Regions from separate parts of the Homo sapiens genome. Here region 1 is linked to region 2. A link is a loop called in an ENCODE intact Hi-C map of the cell type or tissue named here. Cell type or tissue: IMR-90. All regions are shown on one strand.

Evidence for each region. A loop is a pair of places that touch in the nucleus more often than their neighbours do. Peaks named below come from ENCODE experiments on the same cell type or tissue, not always from the same donor. Only the 100,000 strongest peaks of a DNase experiment are listed, where the experiment ranks them.
Region 1: it touches region 2 in a loop (3-fold over the local background); 3 of 110 quality-filtered maps call a loop at or near these places.

The regions. Positions count from the first base shown.
Region 1 is chr11:108,926,790-108,931,789 of GRCh38, reverse strand. All of the region lies in intron 17 of DDX10 (DEAD-box helicase 10), which reads right to left. Among named protein-coding and RNA genes, the nearest start is that of DDX10, 260 kb to the right of the region's middle. In IMR-90, no CTCF peak of the experiment used is centred here; DNase peaks (open chromatin) are centred at 409 and 2,329; H3K4me3 peaks cover 1,234 bases; H3K27ac peaks cover 2,256 bases.
Region 2 is chr11:108,695,197-108,700,196 of GRCh38, reverse strand. The region is part of intron 9 of DDX10 (DEAD-box helicase 10); the gene reads right to left. LOC124902750 (a long non-coding RNA gene) reads left to right here. Exons shown (of 3, transcript XR_007062881.1): 3 at 620-690. Among named protein-coding and RNA genes, the nearest start is that of DDX10, 33 kb to the right of the region's middle. In IMR-90, a CTCF peak has its summit at 2,140 (motif pointing left); a DNase peak (open chromatin) is centred at 2,126; H3K27ac peaks cover 232 bases.

The DNA.
Region 1 (5,000 bases), 230 kb before region 2:
GAAAGCGTAACTAGGTGATTAAGAAGAATCTTTAGTTTCCTAAAAGGTTTATTATTAAAGGTATTTTATAACATCTAGTTCATGGTGCCTGGATCTTATTGTAACTTCGTCTCTATCAAGTTTAACTCAGTATATTTGGAAGATACTGTGACCATGGAACCTTTTATCCCCTTAACTTTACAGGTAACTTCTCTGAAATGTACACATGGCATAATGTAAAAAATATCTACTTTTCTCCCTTCCCTGTTTAATGTTGAAATGACTGCTTTTAAAAATAGTTACTTAACAGTGATTCAAGCACTGTTATTAAATATGTCATTTCCAAAATTCTGGTATAGAGGAAAAGAAAATGGCTTTGGAGTCAGTCTGACCCGATTTAAACCCTGGCAGTTGCCTAAAACTTGGGAAAACTGCTGAACGTCACAGGGTGCCAATTTTTATGTTTGTAAATGTGACTAATATCTACCTCATGGAGAGATTAAATAAGTGATATATGCATGGTAAATGCATTATAAATGTTAACTATAGCTTCTCCAACTCCCCATGGTGGGCATGATCTTACTTTTCTGTTGATGTTAACTGGATTATATTGGTCTTTACCATGTAAGGTGAAAGTCTTTTAACTTGAGATGTCCCCCGACCCCCTGAGATACGGTCTTGCTCAGCCCAGGCTGGAGTACAGGGTGCTATCATGGCTCATGAGAGAACTCCTGGGGAGCTGGGACACTCAGGAAGGGATACTGAATGGGGTAGGGGTCTGGGACAAATGTTGTTGGAGGGAAGAGAGGTTCTGGGTCCCTGTTAGGTTAAGGTCCTCAGCAAGCAACAATAGTCTTTGACGTTTTTATTAAAATTAAGTATATTATTATTAGCCTTATCTCAGGTAAGAACCTTCACTTTGAGAGGCTGAGAAGACAGTTCCTCAAAGGGCAGCCCTGTTCATAAGGAAGGGCTATGCTGAGCTAGAATTTCATGTTTGGCAGAATAGTACTTAATCCAGCATATAACCAAAATCTGAAAAGACAAAGCATATTATTATCACAGTCTACTGTATTTTAAACGTTAAAAACAGCTTTCTTTAAACTACAGAAATTATTATGAAATGGTTAAATTTCAAAATACTGACAATACAAGATGCTGGTGGGGCTGTGGAGCAAAAAGAACTCTCGTTTATTGCTGGTAAGAATGCAAAATGCTACAGCCACTTCGGAAGAGAGTTTAGCAGTTTCTTATAAAACTAAATATACTCCCTACCATGTGATCTAGCTGTCATGCCCTTTGATATTTACCCAAAGGAGCTGAAAACTTATTACCACACAAAATCCTGCTCATGAATATTTATAGCAGCTTTATTCATAATTGCCAAAACTTGGAAGCAGCCAAGATGTCTTTCAATAGATGAACAAACTGTGATACATCCATACAATGGAATATTATTCAGTGATAAAAAGAAATGAGCTATCAAGCCACAAAAAGATATAGCGGAACCTTAAAAATATATTGCTAAGTGAAAGAAGCCAATCTGAAAAGGCTGCATATATGATTCCACCCATATGGCATTCCAGAAAAGGCAAAACTGTGAATACAATAAAAAGACCAGTGGTTGCAAGGGATTCGGAAAGAGAAGGATAGATAGGTGGAGCACAAGGGATTTTGAGGGCAATGAGCTATTCTGTGTGATACTATAATGATGGACACATGACATTATACATTTGTCAAAACCCATAAGATATACAATGCCGAAAGTGAACTCTAATTTGAACTACAGACATTAGTTAATAATAATGTATCAATATTAGTTCATCAATTGTAACAAATTTACCACACTAATGCAAGATGTTACTAATAGGGGAAATTGGAGAGGTAGTGAAGAGAAATATGAAAACTATATTTTTCACTCCATGTTTACTGTAAAAACTAAAATTCCTAGGCAGAAAGTCAATAAAAAGATGTATAGTTTAAAAGAGTTAGTATACCCCCAATACATTATAACTTAATTAAATTGAGCATAAAAACACATTAGATTTTTCTTTTTTTATCCCCAAAGAACTACATGCCCCTTAATACATCACCTGACTTACCTTTCCCATCCTCATTTAGAGTACTCAGACCATCTCAATTCCACTTTTCTGTTCTTATGAGAATTTCAATGCTGGCTCACTCCTTTCTAATGAGTTGCCACTGTATGGACTAGACTAGCAACTGTTTCCTATACTCATCACCTTCTATGAAGTCAGTATCACAATCAGGATAGACACATGGGTAGAATGATGATGAGGTGAAAAGCAGCCAAGGAATCTCCTAACAGGAATACACAGAATTGTACAGTCATGATGATGCTATTAGGGTAAATATTTAAATAATAATTGTCTACGCAAACCATGCTTAGAACACTAGGATGAATCATTCCTTCCTCCCAGAGGTGGCTTGCAATAATTCTTCAGGTCTTGCCTCAGAGAGGGTTCTTCTTAACCATCTTGGCTAAAGTGAACTCTCCCAATTCCTCTCTCATCAGTTATTGTTTTCAAGGCCCTGTCACCACCTCTTGTCTGCTTTTTGTTTACTTCCTTATGGTCTGTCTCTCTTGCTGGAGCGTACGCTCTATGAGGGGCTGGGGTCCAGTATCTCTTCTTTATTGCTCTCTGCCAGTCACATGGTAAACTAGCAGTTTATCAAATGCCTAAATTATGTGACTGTCAAAGGAAAACAGACAGGTAAGGGCATTCCTACACTCCAATTTGGTAACGTGGACTCTCCATCCATATTTTGAATAGGCTATGTTACATGACATTACTGTCACTACATCATTAATTTCAACCAGGCTGTAAGATATTTTTGCAAACTGTTTTGAATATAGGGCCTAGTGCTACCTGGGGACTTAATGAATGACTTCAATGAGGAAAACAAGGAAAAGTAGCTATCCTAGAGGACATTAAGTTTTATTCCTATCAATGTATATACTCATTTACAAACTCCTACCAGTTTTGCTTTTAGTAATTAAAATAATTACTGCACATTAATGACCCTATTCAATGTCATATTTCACTTTCTTTTTACCCTCGTTAGATCTTCACAGTAACTTTGCAAGGTAAAAATTATCTTCCTTTGACTGATGAAGAAAGCTGGGTCACAGAGATTAAGTAACTTGTCAAAGGTCCATAACTTGTAAAAGAAAGATTCAAACTCAGGTCTGTCAAATCCCCAAACCCACAGTTTTCCCCACAAAGCCAAGTAGCCTGCCTTTGTTCTAACAGTCTTAATTTCACAAAACTACTTTCCCTGTTGCAAAGTTGATAATAATACAGCGTGTAGATCAATATTCCAAAACTACAAGCAGTGGTGCATGTGGGCAAGGCATTCAGTCTCTCGGTTCACAGAACCTCATGTAATTCATATCTCACACCTGCTAGAGCAACTATTTTTGTAAAACAGATGCTTCTGAGAACACCCTGCCAGGATCAGGCATAGTTTAAATTTCTATGTATTGATAGAGAAAGGCATAAGGAGAGAGACTGATTCACTGATATATTATTCCATGTAGCGAGAACTCCTAGGGCTTATTCCACTTGAATTTTTAATTCCCTTTCTGGCTTTTAGGACACTTTAGCCAATAAACTTACAAGTGTGGGAAAGAGTGGGGCAAATAACATATTATCACAGAAGAGGAAGGTAATCATTGGTACCTGCCATGAATAGGAAGACCTCTCACTGGTAAACAGCATACTTTAAATGATGTGTGAATTAAATCCAAACAAAACAAGTCAGAATGTCCTTTGTAACCTAGAAACCACACTTCCTGGGCTGCGAGGACACAATAATCAGAACCACTAAACCAAACTTCAAGATGTTCCAGCTGGGCACGGTGGCTCACGCCTATAATCCCTGCACTTTGGGAGGCCAAGGCAGGCAGTTGCCTGAGGTCAAGAGTTCAATACCGGCCTGGCTAACATGGTGAAACCCCTTCTCTACTAAAAATACAAAAAAATTAGCCAGGCATGGTGGCGCACGCCTGTAGTCCCAGCTACTCGGGAGGCTGAGGCAGGAGAATTGCTTCAACCTGGGAGACAGAGGTTGCAGTGAGCTGAGATCACGCCACTGCACTCCAGCCTGGGCAACAGAGGGAGACTCCATCAGAAAAAGAAAAAAAAAAAAAAGTTCCAAGTGCTGTCTGATATGGCTGTGGCCCAAGGCAACATAGAAGAAAAACATCTTCTGGGAAAATCTGTTAACTTCTCTCCTGCTGGATGCAGTGCCTTATAGAAACACAATCTAGTGGAGTGAGCACTAAACTTCCAAGGATGCTGGGGCAGACAGTTCCAATAATTAAGTTATAAAACGGCAACTGAAATTATGGGGGATTCTGTAAGCCTGACTCTGAACAAGAGACTGTGCGGCCAGAAAGTGGCATATGCCTCATTTCAGAGCTCATAACTTCTGTGGCAGCTGCATTTCTTCATGTACAATTAGGGGTGTGCAAGTTTGTATGTGTTAAATTACAAAATAGGGGATTGACATCACTGTACAGCCTATTCAGAAATTTCACAAAAGCAAGGACAAGGGGCTGCTGGAAGAAAGCACACTCCCTTTATTAGACTGTCTGAGCAGCTTTTCAATCTCTTGCTTTTTCTTCTTTCCTTTGGAATGCTAAGTTAAGAAATCAGGTGAACCAAAGACTGATAAAGCTGCAAGGAAGCTAAGGGTGGGTGTCTGGAGGTGGAGAACAGTGAATATGCCCTTAAACAGAAACCCTGAGGTGTCCTTTTACAACATGCTGCTAAACTGGCTGTGGAAAGCTACTGTGAGAGACAAGAATTTAGCGCCTGAGAGCCCAGTTTTGGGCACCTATTTGTATAAAACTCTCCTTCTTGCATTCATATCATAAATGTAGCTTGGATTTTTTCCTAAATAATTTAAACCTAATACATGAGCTTGTGATCATCTGAAACATTCTCAGAAACCTTTATACCCATCCTAAAGTACTGGCACTTTGGTATTCAAAT
Region 2 (5,000 bases):
TGGTACAGGGGTGGGAGGTAGGGAAGAGGATGCCCTGCGCTCCCTCCACCCCAATAAAAGTGATATGGTCAAATCTCCTAGAAAACATATTAATGACAGATCTCCAGGGAAACAAACATGGTATTTGCTAGGTGAGAGTCCTCACCTATGAGAGGCTTTTAATAGGATGCACCATGGTTGTTCACAATTTATGGATTTGAAAGTATGTTTCTCTGGTGGGCTTTGTAACCGAGTATACAAATAGTCCATCTATGCAAGTGTCCATCTAAGCCACACACTATTTAGAGTCTCCTATGTTAACCTGGGCCAGAGCATGCCCTAATTTGGCAAGAAAATAACCAGGGAGCTATAGTGGAGATCCCACACCTCTTCTTGTTTCACTTCTACCTCAGGATTGTTTTTATCCTTGAAATCAGAGGTAAAATTTGACGTTGGGTGTGGTAGGCAGCTTATAAAACAACTCCCAATAATCTGCACCTCCTGGTATTGACACCCTTGTGTAGTCCCCCTACAAGGAACAGAACTGACATGCAACCCCAGGATGTTACAGGAAAGATGGACTGTGACTTCCAAGTCTAGGTCATGAAAGACATTACTGCTTCATCTTTCTCTCCCTCAGCTGTCATTTGCCCTCTCTGATGAGGTCAGTTACCATGTTGTGGCTATCCTGTGAAGAAGACCAGATGAAAAGGAACTGAGAGATGCCTCTGACCAACAGCAGAGGAGGAAATGAATCTGGAAACAACCATGTGAATAAATCTGAGAATGAATGCAACCCTAGCTGAACCTTAAAGTACCATCTGACACCTTCATTACAGCCTTGTGATAGACTGAGAGCCAGAGGACCCAGATGAACCACACTGGGTACCTGACCCACAGAAGCTACAAGATAAATGGTTGCTGCGATAATAAATGGTTATTGCTTTAAACCACCAAGCCATGGGTCAATTTGTTATACAACAATAAATAATTAACATATTAGGTAAGATCTGATTCATGAGTCTGAATCACTATCTCAAATGTAGTCTACTACATGTCAGGTCCTGTTCTAAGCACTTAGGGTACATCAATATACTAGACAAACATTGCTGCCTTTATGGAACTTACAATCAAGGTGAAAGCAATGTAAAAATATACTAAGTAAATACTCCAGTATATTTGAAGGTGATAAAGGACTTTGGAGAAAGGAATGTCAAGCAGGGTTAAAAGGAGTGGTTGGGGAGGGTGAGGAAGACAGCCATGTGGATACTTGAGGAAAATGCATTCCAGCAGAAAAGAGACAGCACCAGTATAAAGGCCCTACGGGCAAAAGCACGCCTGGCACATAAAAGAAACAGCAAGACCAGTACGGAGCATAGAGAACAAGGGGAGAATACTAGCAAACTGGGGGGAAACGGATGAATAGTTTAGGCCCAGGGGGTCATTGGCTTTCACTCTGAGTGAAATGGTATGCCATCAGAGGAGTGATATAATCCGACTTATGTTTTAGAAGGAACACTGTGCCTGCTGTATTGACTAGACAGGAGAATAAAGTGGGGGCACCCCTATTCCTAAGGGGTGCCTGGGAAACAGACTCCTAAGAAATACTCCCAAGGGTACCTGGGAAATAGACTCCTAAGAAATATCAGCCCTCCTTATCTACTCCTACAGCCATACTGGCTATACTCTCCCCCAGCTCCTCATTGCTTCAAGATGCAAAATAAATTTGCTGTGACCTTTTATGCAACCTTTAAATCATAGATACCAACAAAAGCAGGTCACGTAAAGAAGCATCAGCCACTATCTACGAGGAGCAGACTGCAGACCTTCACAAATGTAAGCTAAAGGAATTAAAGAAATCATTTTCACTAACAAAGATTGCTCCTATCTTATATCTAAGGTACACATGGTAAGCCTTGGAAAGTTAATGCTCATGAAAACTGTCTTTTTACTTTTATTATTTCAATTCACAAACCAATTAAAGACACTATTAAAAAATTCTCATTAGCTATTCCATAAAGTACCAGTATTCTCCCACAACCAGCCATGAACTCTTCAGAAGTTATTACAGATTTTAACTAGTGGCCATCTTCCTCTTTTCTAAGATCTAAGCTGCTGCCAGTGAGTGTGCAATGCTAAGGTTTGGCCTCTGCTGTCCCCTAGTGGAATCACATTCTGCTCCTTATGTTACAGAATTTCTGAGCGCCACAAAATGTAGCCAGGCACATAAGGCTAAATTAGAATATTGCTGAAATTATTTTATCTTCTACTATTCTGGGGGAAAAAAATAGTTATATATAAATGCCCATCTTCTACCCACAACCCTCCCCTACCCTCCCCAAATAAAAACATTTTTTAAAGTTGAGAATATCTGATGTCTATTTTCCATTCCCAAATATTTTCTACTTTCAACTGGACATTTTTATAAAAACTGGAAGAGCTTGGTTTTGTACCAAAAGAACTATAAGCCCTAAAGAGAATTGCTTTTTAAAGTGACAGAATGTATCACAGGATAGAGCATTATAAAACTATATTCATATACCTGGCCTCACTTATCTCTAAAGGAGATCATTTTGTTAAAAGGGGTGTGCTGGTTAAGGAAAATACAGGGAAATTTCTCAACTGCTATAGATCAAAAGGAATTTAGAAAGGTAAAATTAATTAATACAGAATTAGGTACTTCAAGACAAAAGTACCCAAATCACTTTTTTAGCTAAAATATGGAAAGAAAAAAAGATTCCCCAAATCTTAGCTATTTTGCTAATGAATTTGTTTTCCTATATCGATATATTATAGTTCAATTGCAAAAGCAAACACTATCTGGCAACTTGGTCTTAATTACAGCCAAATACACAGGATTTTAATTAGATTCTAATTTTAATTTAGCCTTTATTCAATTCAATTATTCAGTCTCATGGCCCACAAAACTTTCTAATTATCTTTAAGCCCATTATTGGCAAGTTTTAAACTGCCAGAAAAAAAAAAAAAAAAAAGCATTATATATGCTAAACCTTTCCACATACTATACATCTAAAATAGTCAAGTAAAAATACTTTTAATTGGTTACAAAAGGTCAAACAGGCTTGTGCTTTAAAAGTTAACGACCATACTAAAAATTACATTAAAACATTTTTTTCAGATTAGTATTCTCTCTCTTCAGACACAATAATGTGATGTTGTTCTAACTCCTCTTCATCTCCTCAGTCATTAAGACCCAATTTAATGTTCACCACGGCATGTTCAACTACATAAAATTTTCAACAACTTCTCTAGGAACCAAGAACCTTGAAATATTCCCCCCTCTAGAATCTTTTCCTGATTTATATTGACATGTCCAATAATCTTCATATAGGGAGAATTTTACTGCTAAATGTATTCTATTTATGAATCAGTCTGCCCTGTCCCCATCAATACCACTGGCACATCTAAAAAGAATGTAATACATATGAAAATAATCACATTAAAGAATACACTATATTAAAGATATCGAAAAGGAAAAGAAAAAATAAAAATAAAAAGCGCCTACACCCCTGGCCCAATGCACTTGTGAGATACCATATCCAACCCTGCCTATCCAGAGGCCCACAGGAGCACAGAATGCAGATATGTGCACAGGTACATGTAAAAATTTACACAACTACACATTTACTGAGGAGAATAACAGTGGAGAAGGTCATTCCACCAACCACCACTGATGACTTTCCAAAATACTCACTATGAATGACAATCAAAACAGGTACTCGCCGGGCACTGTGGCTCACACCTGTAATCCCAACACTTTGGGAGGCTGAGGCGGGCGGATCACTTGAGGTCAGGAGTTCAAAACCAACCTGGCCAACATGGTGAAACGCCATCTCTACTAAAAATACAAAAATTAGGCAGGTGTGGTGGCACGCGCCTATAGTCCCAGCTACTTGGGAGGCTGAGGCAGGAGAATCACTTGAACCCGGGAGGCGGAGGTTGCAGTGAGCTGAGATTGTGCCACTGCACTCCAGCCTGGGTGACAGAGCGACACTCTGTCTCAAAAAAAACAAAACAGAACAAAACAAAAACCATGTACTCAATACATTAAAGACCAATGAGGCACCATCTACCCCCTCATAAAAATGGAGAACAGGCAACTATTCTACCCATGTCCCATTTTAGTTAGTTCCAAGAAGAAAGAAAGTTCTAAAAACAAGTTTGTCTAAATGTACAGTATCATATACAAAACCTAATCCTAACTGCATTGCTTGTTTAAAACTACATCATTAATTGCAATTAAAAGACTTATTTTTGAACCCACTAATTCATAAATCCTATTTTTAAATAGTCTTTCATTATTATACTGTTCTCTCCCTTCTTTCATGCTGGTCAAAAGAAGCACATTTAATTTGAGTGCATTTTTATTATAAACCACGTTTAAAGATGGCCCACAGGATAAACATGAATCAATCAAAAAAAACAAAAAAAAAAAACACTTAAACACTCATACATTCAAACATCTTATGAAAATTAAATAGAATTTTAAGAAGATCTATTTCTTGCTAGGCTATAAAAAGACATAAAAACCTTCACTTCAGCTGAAACAAAAAGTGACCACATAAAAACAAAAACAAAAAAATTTTCTTCAAAGCTACCCAAAAAATATAAATGTATAGAAATCTAAAAGAACTAAACGCCAAGGGGACTTCCTAGGTAAGCAAGGGATAGCGTACACTTTCATACTTGGGGCCACTTGCTGAAGTGGACACAGGGCAGGTGGTAAAGCAAGCCTGCCAAACAGGACAGTCTGTGCTCGGGCCTAAAGATCCTCACATCCCTGGGAAAGTTTTGAGAAGAGTTTGTGGCATGAAATTGGAAGCAACCATTGGTCCAGTTAGACCAATCCTGGAATCCATATGATAAATACCCAATCATCCAGTTTTGATGAGAAAGAAAACAGAGCAAAAATGTAAAACTGAATAAATAGTCCATCTGTGGCTAACCATAATCATAATCTAAAGATCATAATAAATTCCAATTCTTAAACACTACAAACA